Linked DNA regions of Mus musculus: all the other regions are linked to region 2. Evidence: chromatin contacts called from ENCODE Hi-C data. All regions are on one chromosome and are shown on one strand. Each heading gives the region's core, a stretch centred on a gene start or an enhancer-like site at or near the end of the contact. The rest is flanking DNA. Distances are from core to core; before and after follow the strand shown.

Region 1 (4,302 bases), core at 940-3,439, 1.4 Mb after region 2:
TGAAACTAGTAATGCCCACCTGGAACCTGGCTGGCCTCCATTGCAGGAACAAGCAACAGCTTAGCAGGGCACTGGATCCAATTGTGCCCCCCCAAGTCCCTTTCTCTTTCCCACCCGCCCCAAGCTCAAGACAACCAGACCCAGTGAAGCCAAGGTTGGGTGAGTTTTCTCATTTTATTCTACCTTGGTTCCTTTCTGAAAAGGATTAATATTCTGCCATTGCCTTTGAGTGGCCCACAGTAACTATTTAAAGGAAAAAAATGAAACTATTCCCCCAGTCAAATCTCTCACTATTTAATTACAAAATGTTCATTTGCAGCCACTGTGTCTGAGCTGTCAGGTGACTGAAAGCAGTTGCAAGTGACCATGACTGCTCAACAAGTCTGTCCAATGGGCCTTTTACATACATGGGTTGGAAAATTCAAACCAACGTCTGTAGAATCCCTGTCATTGAGCCCACATTCATCTTGTGCTACCAGGAAAAAGGGAAGAGGTGACTGAACTCGTTGCCCCAAGTCTGGCCTGTGGTTTTTAACCCATCTTCAAAGAATTTCACAAAACAGGATCCCCCCCCCCCCAACACAGGCCCTTTTCCTCCCAAAGAACGGTGCATTCAGCGTCTCTGAGCTGCCTCGCCCCATCCAGACAGTCTTTGGGATGCTCGGTACTGATTTTTTTAAACCTCCTCTCCCAGACCCCAAATCCTCTCAAATTCCAAGACAGATCCCTTTAGGGACGTATTTTTCTGAGGCTAGCAGAGAGAGAGAGAGAGAGAGAGAGAGAGAGAGAGAGAGAGAGAGAAGTGTCTGATTCCATTCTAGCTTGAGAGGACTGGAATAAATTTGCCCCTGACTTACCTTGGATGGGCAAAAGAAGTAGAGTGATTTTAACCTCTGCGTTTCTCCCAGCGATGTGGGGAGCGCCATTAGTTGCTGATGGGGGGAAACCTGTGCTACAGGAAAGGGCAGGCCCCCTGAAACAAAATCAGAAAGCCATTCGCCAAGGCAATCAATCAGGTCCTAAGTAGCCATTTACCCCCTTTCTTGGCGGGGCTAGAGGTGGGTTGGGAGCCCTCCAAGGGTGCTCTGGGCAACTTGTAGAGCGAGGAATATGTCCTCTCAGCCGCCGCTGGCGTGCGGCTTTTGTCTCGGCTCCCAGGCAGGCTTTGTACCATGGATTTGGGAGTGACAATGGGCATTTCTCTCAGATTCAAGGCTGCCCGGCCTTACCTCTCAAGGGGAAAACTGGAAAGGGGGTGGATCAAGGACCTGTTCTTTCGTCTGGATTTTGAAGACATCTTCAGAATCCGTTTGCAGGCACGTGTGAAAGGCACGCAGCGAACCTACCCTCGGAGATGCGGTTCCTGCAGGCCTCTCTGAGGCTGGGCTAATTCCGGCTAGTGAGAACCGGTCTCACTGGCCTTTAGGTTTTCCCCTCTGTGGCATGTTTTCTTGCAGGGCCATTCCAGAAGGCTGGGGAAAGATGAGGCACCATGGCCATCACTGTCGGCTCCTTGGGACTCCAGTGCTCACCACCCATGCGAGGGCAGAGAGACAGCCCTTGGAGGCCGCCCCTTGGAAGCCATGCTGAGCTGGACCAGGCCCGAGAGTCCAGTTGACCCAGCTCACCCCCTGGGCCTCGGGGCGTGTGCCTAGCTTTTTGTCGAGGGTTTACATGTGGCTGCCCCGGGAGTGTGAGCGCGGTAGAGGGAGGGGCACTCCGAGCTGCTCCATCCGTCCGTTTTATTAGGGACACATTAATCTATAATCAAATACACCTCATAAAATTTTTATTGAAAGGCATAATATCATTACAGAGGTCTTCCACCTGTTTTAAACAACACGCCAAGCTGTGTGAGTGTGTGTGTGTGTGTGTGTGTGTGTGTGTGTGTGTGTGTGTGTAGGGATGGGTTTAGGTAAGAAAAGAGGCGAGGGGAGAACGACTCCCTTTGGGCGACAGGGGTCCGCCCTTAAAGGCCAGCCTGCCTGGGGCAGCCCGGGCCCAGGAGCCTCCAACTGCTCCGGGGCTTTGGATAATCGCCTAGGTGTGACTTAGAAGCCCGGCCCAGGGCTCAGAGCCCAGGAGTCGGAGAGCCAGAGTCCGGGTGGAGATCGCAGGACCCAGAGAGGCAAGAAGAGATGAACAAATAGTCCCCAGCGCCTCCTGCGGCCGCAGTTAGGCCTGTGGCCGCCGCCGCCACCAGGGCGGGCTGAGCCGGGCCAGGCCGGGCTGGTGCGTGGACCTGGGCCCGGCAGCTCTAATTGCAACGCTCCTGTTGATGATGATTTTTTTTTTTTTAAATCACAGCAGCCCCCAGTTTAGCGGACTGATTTACTCCGGGTATTGGTAAATATGATCACGTGGGCCGCGCGACCAATGGTGGTGGCTGCAGCCTGCGAACTAGTCGGCGGCTCGGGCGCCGGCGAGGAGCCGCTCGGCGGTGGGCAGTGGAACCTTGGGTGGGAGCGAGCGGCGCCTCACCATGTCGTCCAGTGGCACCCTCAGCAACTACTACGTGGACTCGCTCATAGGCCATGAGGGCGACGAGGTGTTCGCCGCGCGCTTTGGGCCACCGGGGCCGGGGACACAGGGCCGGCCCGCAGGTGTGGCCGATGGCCCAGCCGCCGCCACCGCCGAGTTCGCCTCGTGTAGTTTTGCCCCCAAATCGTCCGTGTTCTCCGCCTCGTGGTCCGCGGTGGCCGCCCAGCCCCCGGCGGCGGCGACGATGAGCGGCCTGTACCACCCGTACGTGTCCCCGCCGCCCCTGGCTGCCGCCGAGCCGGGACGCTACGTACGCTCCTGGATGGAGCCGCTGCCCGGCTTCCCCGGCGGCGCAGGCGGTGGCGGTGGCAGTGGTGGCGGCGGTGGCGGAGGCCCGGGTCCCGTTCCCAGCCCCGGTGGCCCAGCCAACGGGCGCCACTACGGGATTAAGCCTGAAACCGGAGCGGCCCCGGCCCCCGCTGCAGCCTCCACCTCCTCCTCCTCCTCCACCTCCTCGTCCTCCTCCTCCAAAAGGACTGAGTGCTCCGCGGCCCGCGAGTCCCAGGGGAGCGGCGGCCCAGAATTCCCGTGCAACTCGTTCCTGCGGGACAAGGCAGCGGCGGCGACAGGGAACGGGCCCGGGGTGGGAATCGGGACCGGGCCAGGGGCGGTAGGCTCGTCCGAGCCCTCAGCTTGCAGCGATCACCCGAGCCCGGGCTGCTCGCTGAAGGAGGAGGAGAAGCAGCCGCCGCAGCCGCCGCAGCAGCAACTTGACCCAAGTAAGTGCAAAAGAAATTGCCCCCTGATTTATTGCTGAAACCTGTAAGGCTCGAATGTGCAAAACTGATAGTTTTACTAACCTATAAAAACGTCTAGACGCCTACCCAAGCCTAGGCGAGCAACACGTATCCATAAAAAGCTTCCCATAACCACCTACCTTGGGCGCGCGGTTTGTACGGTAAACAGAGCGCGGGCATTAAGGCTTTTTATGATAATTCCCCCAAGTTGTGAAAAGCGTCCATCCTTGGTGAAATTAATTTAACGACCTCTCTTCCCCACCCTGTCGTCTCTCCCTGCCTCCCCTCCGCCCCTCGCTCCCTTGTCTGCAAACCCCCCTCTTCCTAGACAACCCTGCAGCGAACTGGATCCACGCTCGCTCCACCCGGAAAAAGCGCTGTCCCTACACCAAATACCAGACGCTAGAGCTGGAGAAGGAATTCCTCTTCAACATGTACCTCACCCGGGACCGGCGCTACGAGGTGGCCAGGATTCTGAACCTTACAGAGAGACAAGTCAAAATCTGGTTCCAGAACCGTAGGATGAAAATGAAAAAGATGAGCAAGGAGAAGTGCCCTAAAGGAGACTGACCCAGTGCGGGTCTGGCCTGCAGCACTCAAAAGGCAGCGGGTTTTTTTGTTTGTTTGTTTGTTTGTTTTGTTTTTTGTTTTTTGTTGTTGTTTGTTTTCTTTGTGGGTGCTTGATTCAGAAACTCTGCAGCGACTCGGACTTTCTTCTTTTTTTAGGTAGAAGTGACTGTGTGGTTGGTCTCTGTGAGTTATCTGGGGGACACTGTATTTGCTCGCATATGTATTGGAGAAACCAAGTGGCTTTGGAGTCTTGTCCTGTCCCACTCCCTCCCTTCCCTGCTCCCCTGATTCCTTAGGAAATGCTATATTTTGTGAGTGCACGCAGGCTTGATGGAGCCCTATTCTATGTAAATGTCCCTCATGTTTCTGAAAAGTGCTGTAGTTTAGTCTCACCCTATCCAGCCTCCCAAACAGGGCCAACGATCTAATTCCGAGAATCTGAAGGAAGACAGAG
Region 2 (4,344 bases), core at 511-3,010:
TTGTCACCTTAAAGTTTTCTTTTAAAGGCATTCTGAGCAAAAATAGTCTAGGGAAAGGCGACGTCCACATAAGCTCTCCCCATTCACGAAGAGCCGGTGCGTGCAGGCCTGGTCTTCCACCTTAAGGTGAGAGAGAAGTCTTGCGGTGGACTTACTTTTGGGCCTAGAGATCTTGCAAATGAACTCAACCTGGAAAAACAACTTCACATCCTCCTGACTTGTCGTTCCCCCGACAAATTGTCTTTTGCACCCGATCATTTAGGGTTGGGAGTTATTATTTTAAAAAGCAGGATGTGGTTTGGAGGGGGGACGTGCTTACACGTTTAAGTATCCAGACCTGCCTGAGGGCGCTGGTATTTCTAGTTCAAAAGCTGCCTCTGGCTACCCTGGAAAAGACAAAAGTAATGCCCAGAAACAGGAAACCCTCCAGCGGCGGCGCCTTGCGATGCGTGAGGACACCTCTTTTTACACCAAGGTCCAGAGAGGCTTTGAAGATGCTTCCAGCTTGCAGAAGGCGGAGGCGCCCACGTGTGGCCTGGCTTTCGCAGACTCTCTCGGTGAAGGCTCCGGAGAGGTCCTCCAAAGGCTGTGTCAGCAGGGTGCCTGATGAAGATGAGCCTTCCTTTGGAGTCCCTTGGCCCTGAAGACGGAGTTTCTAGGCCCTAGCAGTCTGCAGTGGAGATAGTTTGAATCTGAAGCAAGAAAAATGACTCTATAAACATCCCCTAAAACTCGACTTCAACCTGAAATCCGACATGCAAATCTCCACCGGGTTAAACAAACAGCGGTGCAAGCTGCAGCTTCGGCGGGGGTGGCGGTGGGGGGGCGGACGCCGCTCGCGCCGGTCTCCGTTTCCAAAGTTGTTACAATGTGAAAATAAGCGGCTTCGTGCAGAGTGTTGTATGGGCTGATGCTTCCCACCCCCACGCCAGCCCCCAGAAAAACCTGGCAGATAATCAGCACGTCCCACTGTTTAGTCATATTTGACAACTGGGTTAACCTGGTATCTAGGCGCTGGCGAAGCCATACAAAGGGTGCCCTCAATTACCACCAGGAGCTTCTGGTGTGATAGGCACTTGTATTACCCCCTGGGTCAGAGGCCAGAGCGACAATTAGGAAGTCACTTAGACCGCTGGAGGGAAATGGCGGGATGCAGCAGGCTCTGGGCTCTCCTAACAAGTCTGTGGGTGTAGACCTGCCTGGAGAGGCCCAGCTGTCCTTTGCGCCCTCTGCTCAATAGGACTCTGAGTATAAAAAGAGTACGGTGGGAGCAGGAATCTGGGAAAACGACCACGACAAGGATAAATCCATCGCAAGAGTGATGGCTACAAGTTCAAGTTCTTCGCAGCAACAACGTGTACACACAAAGTGAACGCAGACCATTTCTGCTTGTGCCCTAGGCCGGGGTGTCCCTCTCCTGCTTCTTTCCCACAAGTGGAGAGTGAAGACTGTCAGCCCTACGTAGCAAGGTGGCCAGGGTGGTGGGAGTGGTGGGGGCCTGCGGCTTGGTCTCAACAGTACTTAAACCTGGCTTGGTACGTGAGTGTGTGTAAATTTTTAATTGCACTGTAATTTCTTCTGTCCCTAGCCCGCCCCCCTCCCACCCACGCCCGCAGACTTGACTGGCACGCGCCAGGAGCCCGGGCTCGGGCCCCTCGGAGCGTCTGATTGGCTGCGGGGCAGCTCCCGTCTGCTCTGCCTGCGCCCTCATTGGGCGAGAGGCGCAGCCAGCGGCACTTCAAAGCGGGTGCTCCTCGCACTTAGGCTGAGTTTTGCCGGCGGGAGCCCAGAGTCCGCTCGGCGCGAGCGCGGGACGCGGGAGCCGCGCGGGACCTGAATCGTGATTCCCAGCAGCCGCCAGGCTTAACACCGCTCCGGGCCTCGCCGCGCAGCCCAAAACCTGCTATGGCCACGTCTATACTTGGGGTAAGTGAAAAAGACTCGCTGCAAAGGCTTTGCTCATTTTTGTTTGTTTTGTTTTTGTGTTGTTGGTGGTGGTTTTTTGTTTTTGTTTTGTTTTCTTATGGCTTCTCTGGGCCAGAATCTCTCAAGAAACTGTTGCTATACCACAGCTCTGGTTTCCTTTTAGCATTTTCTACATTTCTGGAACCGATCTTTTCAAGTTATTGGAACCTGGGACCTTTTGCCTTTGCAAGAAAAGAATGTCTTAAGCAAGTTCCCTTTTAACTGGTTTTTGAGGCAAAGCCGAATGTTTCTTTTCTTCCCTTCTTGATTTTAACATCACTCCCCCACTCCCAACCCCACCCCCCGCCACTTGGTTTGGGGGTTGTTGCATTACATTACAGTGTTTTCTGGAAAGTCTTGTTTTGCAGGCCACGAAGTTACATTAATAAACACTTACATTAGCGTGGCTCCCCAGTTTGCCCTTGACTTTGAAAGCCGCTTATACTTGGATTCTTTTTGTAATCGTGTGCGTTGTGTAAATATCAAAACTACGTTTCTGAACTATAAAAGAAAATAGCCAAGTCGTAGCCACTCATTCGAGGAATGTTCTAAGAGTTTCTTCCAGCACTGGGTGGCTGTTTTGGCCACCACCCCCCGCCCTCACCCGTTATTTCTTGTGTGTGTTTACCTTCGTGCTACACCCGGAAGGGCGACTTGGGAGCTTCTGGGAGATGAGCGGGCTTATGGCGTCAACCCAAGTCTGATTCTAGACAAGGGTGGCAGCGAACGAAGTGGCGAAAACCGAGGCATTTCTGATCTATAGTCTCACTGAGGAACAACTTTCCTACTCGCTCGTGGTCGCCTCTGTCCTGCGCGGGGCGCGGCGCGTCCCCCGCCAGCGTGCGGGGAGGAGGCGCGAGCCGGGGTGCCAGGGCCCTCCGGGATCTGCGCGGGGGGAACGAGGCTGCTCACCGGTGCACTTTGTGTCTTCCCCCACTTCTCCCTGCCCTCCTCCTCCTCCTCCTCGCTCCCTCCTTCACCCCACCCACTCTAGGAAGAGCCACGCTTCGGAACGACCCCGTTGGCCATGCTGGCGGCGACCTGCAACAAGATCGGCAACACGAGCCCCCTGACGACCCTGCCCGAGTCCAGCGCCTTCGCCAAAGGCGGCTTCCACCCCTGGAAGCGCTCCTCGTCCAGCTGCAACCTCGGCTCCAGTCTCTCCGGCTTCGCTGTGGCCACGGGCGGCCGCGGCTCGGGCAGCCTGGCGGGTGGCTCGGGAGCCGCCAACAGCGCCTTCTGCCTGGCCTCCACGTCCCCCACGTCGTCCGCCTTCAGCAGCGACTATGGCGGCCTTTTCTCCAACTCGGCGGCGGCGGCGGCCGCGGCGGCCGGCGTGTCCCCGCAGGAGGCGGGCGGCCAGTCGGCCTTCATCTCCAAGGTGCACACGACGGCGGCCGACGGTCTGTACCCGCGCGTGGGCATGGCGCACCCGTACGAGTCGTGGTACAAGTCGGGCTTCCACTCGACCCTAGCGGCGGGCGAGGTGACCAACGGCGCGGCGTCATCGTGGTGGGACGTGCACAGCAGCCCTGGGTCCTGGCTGGAGGTGCAGAACCCCGCCGGGGGGCTGCAGAGCTCGCTGCACTCGGGCGCCCCCCAGGCCTCGCTGCACTCTCAGCTGGGCACCTACAACCCCGACTTCAGCTCGCTCACGCACTCGGCCTTCAGCTCCACCGGCCTCGGCTCGTCGGCCGCCGCCGCTTCGCACCTGCTCTCCACCAGCCAGCACCTGCTGGCCCAGGACGGCTTCAAGCCGGTGCTGCCCTCTTACTCGGACTCCAGCGCAGCGGTGGCCGCGGCGGCCGCCAGCGCTATGATTTCGGGCGCAGCGGCGGCCGCCGCCGGGGGCAGCTCGGCGCGCTCCGCCCGTCGCTACTCGGGCCGCGCCACCTGCGACTGCCCCAACTGCCAGGAGGCCGAGCGGCTGGGTCCGGCCGGGGCGAGCCTACGCCGCAAGGGGCTGCACAGCTGTCACATCCCGGGCTGTGGCAAGGTGTACGGCAAGACGTCGCACCTGAAGGCGCACCTGCGCTGGCACACGGGCGAGCGGCCCTTCGTGTGCAACTGGCTCTTCTGCGGCAAGCGCTTCACGCGCTCGGACGAGCTGCAGCGGCACCTGCGGACTCACACGGGCGAGAAGCGCTTCGCCTGCCCTGTGTGCAACAAGCGTTTCATGCGCAGCGACCACCTGAGCAAACACATTAAGACGCACAACGGGGGCGGCGGGGGCAAAAAGGGCAGCGACAGTGACACGGACGCCAGCAACCTGGAGACACCCCGTTCCGAGTCCCCGGACCTCATCCTGCACGATTCCGGCGTCAGTGCAGCCCGGGCGGCTGCGGCGGCGGCAGCGGCGGCGGCGGCAGCGGCAGCGGC
Region 3 (4,243 bases), core at 1,515-4,014, 1.7 Mb before region 2:
AGGTATTTATGGGGAAGGTATATAATCTGATTTAGTAATCTAGCCTGTGCTGCTAAACGCAGCAGCTCTGTAGGAAACAAACTTAAAGGAATTTTGTGTAATGTTCTTTGAAGTTAAGACTGAGAAGTAGGGTTCGTTTTTTTGTTTTGTTTTGTTTTTGTTTTTTAAGAGCCTCCTCTCTTCCACTTCCTCATCAGCTGACCAACTAAATTGACCTGACGCCTAACCCTGAACCGCAGGGATTCCAGACAGGAAGTGTAAGCTGGCTACCTGAGCTGTTGGCTCCTGAGGTGACTCCCGTGAGTTCTGCTCCCGATCTGGAACCTTCAGGACCAATGGGAGAGTCTAAGTTCCTTTCATACTTGGGCTGGCAAAGGTCTGAGCATTTTGGAGCAGGTGTGTCACTTTAGAGTTGGGTCAGTTGGAGGACTGCACACCGGGACTCACAAAGTAGAGATAAGATCTCACTTCCTGAAGTTTGCTGAGGCCTGTACACTCTTTCAGGGACCCGGCTCAGTTTCTCCCAAGACTTGCTTCCTTGAGTTAGGAAATAATTCTCAAGTGTGCTCCCTCACCTACACACAGCTCAGTTCTAAATGTGGCCAGACTCTGAAACCCTATCGTGCCCACCCGTTCCCAGTAGCCAGCCTGGCCTCCTGCTCTGCTAAGTGGAAGGACAGAGCACCTAGTAGACCCATGGTCGCTCTCTGGTTCCCCAACCCAACCAGTCTCTGGGATAAACTGGTCCTAGGCAATCCGGCCATCCGACGTCCCCATACCTTGCACTAAATTCCAAGAGACACCAGTCCAGTTTTCCCCATCCCAACCCCGGCGCACAACCGCAGCGATCACTTACATGGGCAAGGCCCGCAAGGCGAAGAGACCTTCGGTTCAGATGGCATCCAAGCGGCTGCGTTGGGCGCACAGGACGGCACTCCACACCCCAAAACAGGCACTAAGAAGGAGCTATTAAAATCGCGAGTACGACAGGAAGACCAGGACGAGGCGAGTTGGAGTTCTTAGTTGGTTGGTGTTACAAAGCCTCACCTTGTGGTTTGGCGATTAAGGAAAAAACAAAAACAAAACAAAAAACCTTTCAGGCGATGGCAAACCCTTTATTGGTTTACGAATTTTGGACTGTTGTTTTTTGTTTTGTTTTTTTCCTCTTTCTTTTGTTTTTCTCTTTTGCTCCAACCAACATGCTGCATGAAATGTTTCTGCGCACAGCCTCATGCCTTTAATCAGAAGAGGAAATCTTTAGGCAGGAGCTGCTGCTGAAGGAGAGAGAGAGAGAGAGAGAGAGAGAGAGAGAGAGAGAGAGAGAGAGAGAGAGAGAGAGAGAGAGAATGAGAATGAATCCCCTGTACTCATATCTGTAACGACATCACCGATGTAATTTGTTTTGAATGTTCATTTTTATTGGTGTTCCCTCTGCCAAAATGTGCTTGATTACAGAGGTCTCCCTGTGATCACTGTGCACTCCAGATAGGGGAAGGTGCCGCGGCGCAGGTTCAGCTCAGGCCAGATCAAATCCCCGGGCTGTTTAACGCTGAAAGGCTGCATGTTGCTATTAGTGTTAAATATATGGCTAATTATGCGTATGAAAATTAAACATCAGTGTTATGCTAATGGGGCGCCTTCAGCTGCGGATCTGAGCACTTGAGACTACCATTTAATCAAATGAATCAGTAACTAATACGTGTGCACGTGTGAACTTTCACAAGATCATTTCCCCCGGTCCCCGTCACACCGCTAAATTATGAAAGAAATAATTATCAACACTTTCTAATTACCTAACAAAGTAATTTGGGATTCATCGTGGGGCTGGCGGGATTGGGAACCAACAGTCCCTAGCAACCAGCGTAGTTTGCGCCACGCGAGGTGGTGTGTGGTAGTAGTGGGGGGGTGGAGTGCGAGAGAATCTTTTGTGCACTTTTCAACACTTGCACCCAGATGGTAGACAGCGCGCTTTGGCAGCTCTTTCCTTCACCAGCTTCCCCACCTCACCCCCGGGCCCGGAGGCTCCAGCTTTGGCCACTGGAGGTGAGGAAGAGATCGGGCGACAGAGAGGGGCATATCTAAACACAAATATTCAAGCCTACCACTGATCAGGATTTGCTGAGGGTGTCGGTGTCTCCCTAGGACTCCCAAACCCCAAGTACTCTGGCCAGACCCCAGGAGGTCGGAAAATGACCACCTGGCAGGAGTTCGATGCACCAGCCACCAGGCGACTGCGGGCCCTCAGGACTCCACGCTGAGCCGCGCCCTCGGGGCGAGTGAGCCCGGGGCTCGTGGCTCAGGGGGAGTGGAGAGGGGAGGGGGAGGCAGGAAGGTTGGGAGGGAAAGGAGGGGGGAGGCGGTGCGGCCGCCTTTCCTGGGTGGAGAAGCGTGGGTTCCTGGCTCTCCACGCGCACTGCTTTGATCAGACCCGTGCAGCCTCGAGCTGGAGTGGCCAGCTGGGCCTGGAGAGATGCGAGCAAGCCCCTGGGAACGGTGGCAACGGCGGGGCGGCGGCCGAGTGAGTGAGTTGGGCCAGAGGGCCCCCAAACCCAGATCCCCGGGATGTGGCCGAGAGAACCCCAACCTGGGAGGCGCGGCCTGGAGCGCGCTGAGCTAGGCACAAGACGCTCAGAAGGACCGCTGGCTGCAGGCTACCTGGGTTGTCGCCCAGTGCGCGACTCCGCGATCCAGAGACCGCGGCCGGACTCTGGAGCGGCGCTCCGCACCGGACTAGGTGACCTCAAGAAGAAGTGGTCCGGGGTCCCAGGCGTTGGGGGCGGGCGAAGGGTGGGGACAGCAAGGGGGAGGGCGACGGCAGGGCGCGGCTGGTTGGTTTCTGGGGCGGGAAGCGCGCGAGGGAGGCGGGAGGCTGGAGTCGCGCGCCTTCGAGGTTCCTGCGCGGACGCCGCAGCCCATTGTGCGTCCCGCTCCGCGCGCTCTGTTGCAGAGGAGCCCCGGCCGGGACGTGTGGACCGGATTCTCCCCAGGCCGGGCCGCGTCGCCCGCTCTAGTCCAGCCGAGCCCGAGCTTCTCGGACCAATCCCCGGTGATTATGCAAGAGAGCCGACCAATCAGCTCCACCAGCTCATGAATATTTATGACCTTGGCTGAGTCAAAGCTTTGAACCGAGTTTGGGGAGCTCGGCAGCATCATGCTTAGACTTTTCAAAGAGACAAACTCCATTTTCTTATGAATGGAAAGTGAAAACCCCTGTTCCGCTTAAATTGGGTTCCTTCCTGTCCTGAGAAACATAGAGACCCCCAAAAGGGAAGCAGAGGAGAGAAAGACCCACACCCAGACCCCGCGAGAAGAGATGACCATGACCACCATGCCAGAAAGTCTCAACAGCCCCGTGTCGGGCAAGGCTGTGTTTATGGAGTTTGGGCCGCCCAACCAGCAAATGTCTCCTTCTCCCATGTCCCACGGGCACTACTCCATGCACTGTTTACACTCGGCGGGCCATTCGCAGCCCGACGGTGCCTACAGTTCGGCCTCATCCTTCTCCCGACCGCTGGGCTACCCCTACGTCAACTCGGTCAGCAGCCACGCGTCCAGCCCCTACATCAGTTCCGTGCAGTCCTACCCCGGCAGCGCCAGCCTCGCCCAGAGCCGCCTGGAGGACCCAGGTACGTGCGCTTGCCAGGGACAAGGAGAGAAGGGAAGGAGAATAGGAGAGAGGGGGAGAAGGGGAGGGGGAAAGAGAAAAGACAAGAGAGTGTGGGGTAGAGAGGTGGGTGGGGGTGGGGAAAGCGCGGAAGTAGTAGAGGTTTCGGATATCAATCTGTGGATCCTTGTCACTGAAAAGAAAAAAATTATAAGTCAATTCAATTTACAACTGTCCAGCAAAGGATAAATCCGAGCGCGTCTCCTGGCACTGGCTGGGCCTCTGGGCCGCTCGGTGCGCCGAGCACACAATGCCCTGCTGGAAAACAGAAACCCACATGTGCACGTATTAGTCTCGGTAATTATTTATTGCGTAGCGCTATAAACAATGTATGCAATTAAGGGTAATTAAACCTCAACTACCGCCTGCAAAAAATAGCAAACTTTCTCTGCAAAGGCAATAGCTGCGCTCTTGGGAACGACCCAATTCTGTCTGCAGCAGCCAGGGACGTGCGCTCGGACCTTGAGGGACCTTCGCAGTCTTTCAGGGTTTCTTGAACGTTCTTTTCCGGACCCTACTTCTGCCAACCCATCCATAGACATTCATTCTCGTCCCTCCTCACTAAAGGCAGTGCAGCAT

Evidence for each region. Hi-C counts contacts between places; a loop is a spot of excess contacts on that map.
Region 1: a loop to region 2 is called in a map of heart, with 8 times the contacts of the local background. The contact joins the promoter of Hoxd9 here to the promoter of Sp9 in region 2. A Hi-C loop is called at or near these places in 5 of 37 maps with a recorded cell type or tissue (heart and left cerebral cortex).
Region 3: a map of left cerebral cortex shows a loop between it and region 2 (12-fold over the local background). The contact joins the promoter of Dlx1 here to the promoter of Sp9 in region 2. A Hi-C loop is called at or near these places in 17 of 37 maps with a recorded cell type or tissue (ES-E14, T-helper 2 cell, adrenal gland and 3 more).

Annotation. Positions count from the first base shown.
Region 1 is chr2:74,695,574-74,699,875 of GRCm38, forward strand. Hoxd9 (homeobox D9) reads left to right here and starts at 2,190. Exons shown (of 2, transcript NM_013555.4): 1 at 2,190-3,260; 2 at 3,607-4,302. The coding sequence starts at 2,483. The coding sequence ends at 3,848.
Region 2 is chr2:73,270,166-73,274,509 of GRCm38, forward strand. Sp9 (trans-acting transcription factor 9) reads left to right here and starts at 1,761. Exons shown (of 2, transcript NM_001005343.2): 1 at 1,761-1,926; 2 at 2,960-4,344. The coding sequence starts at 1,906.
Region 3 is chr2:71,526,681-71,530,923 of GRCm38, forward strand. It overlaps Dlx1 (distal-less homeobox 1), which reads left to right and starts at 2,765. Exons shown (of 3, transcript NM_010053.2): 1 at 2,765-3,626. The coding sequence starts at 3,314. It also overlaps Dlx1as.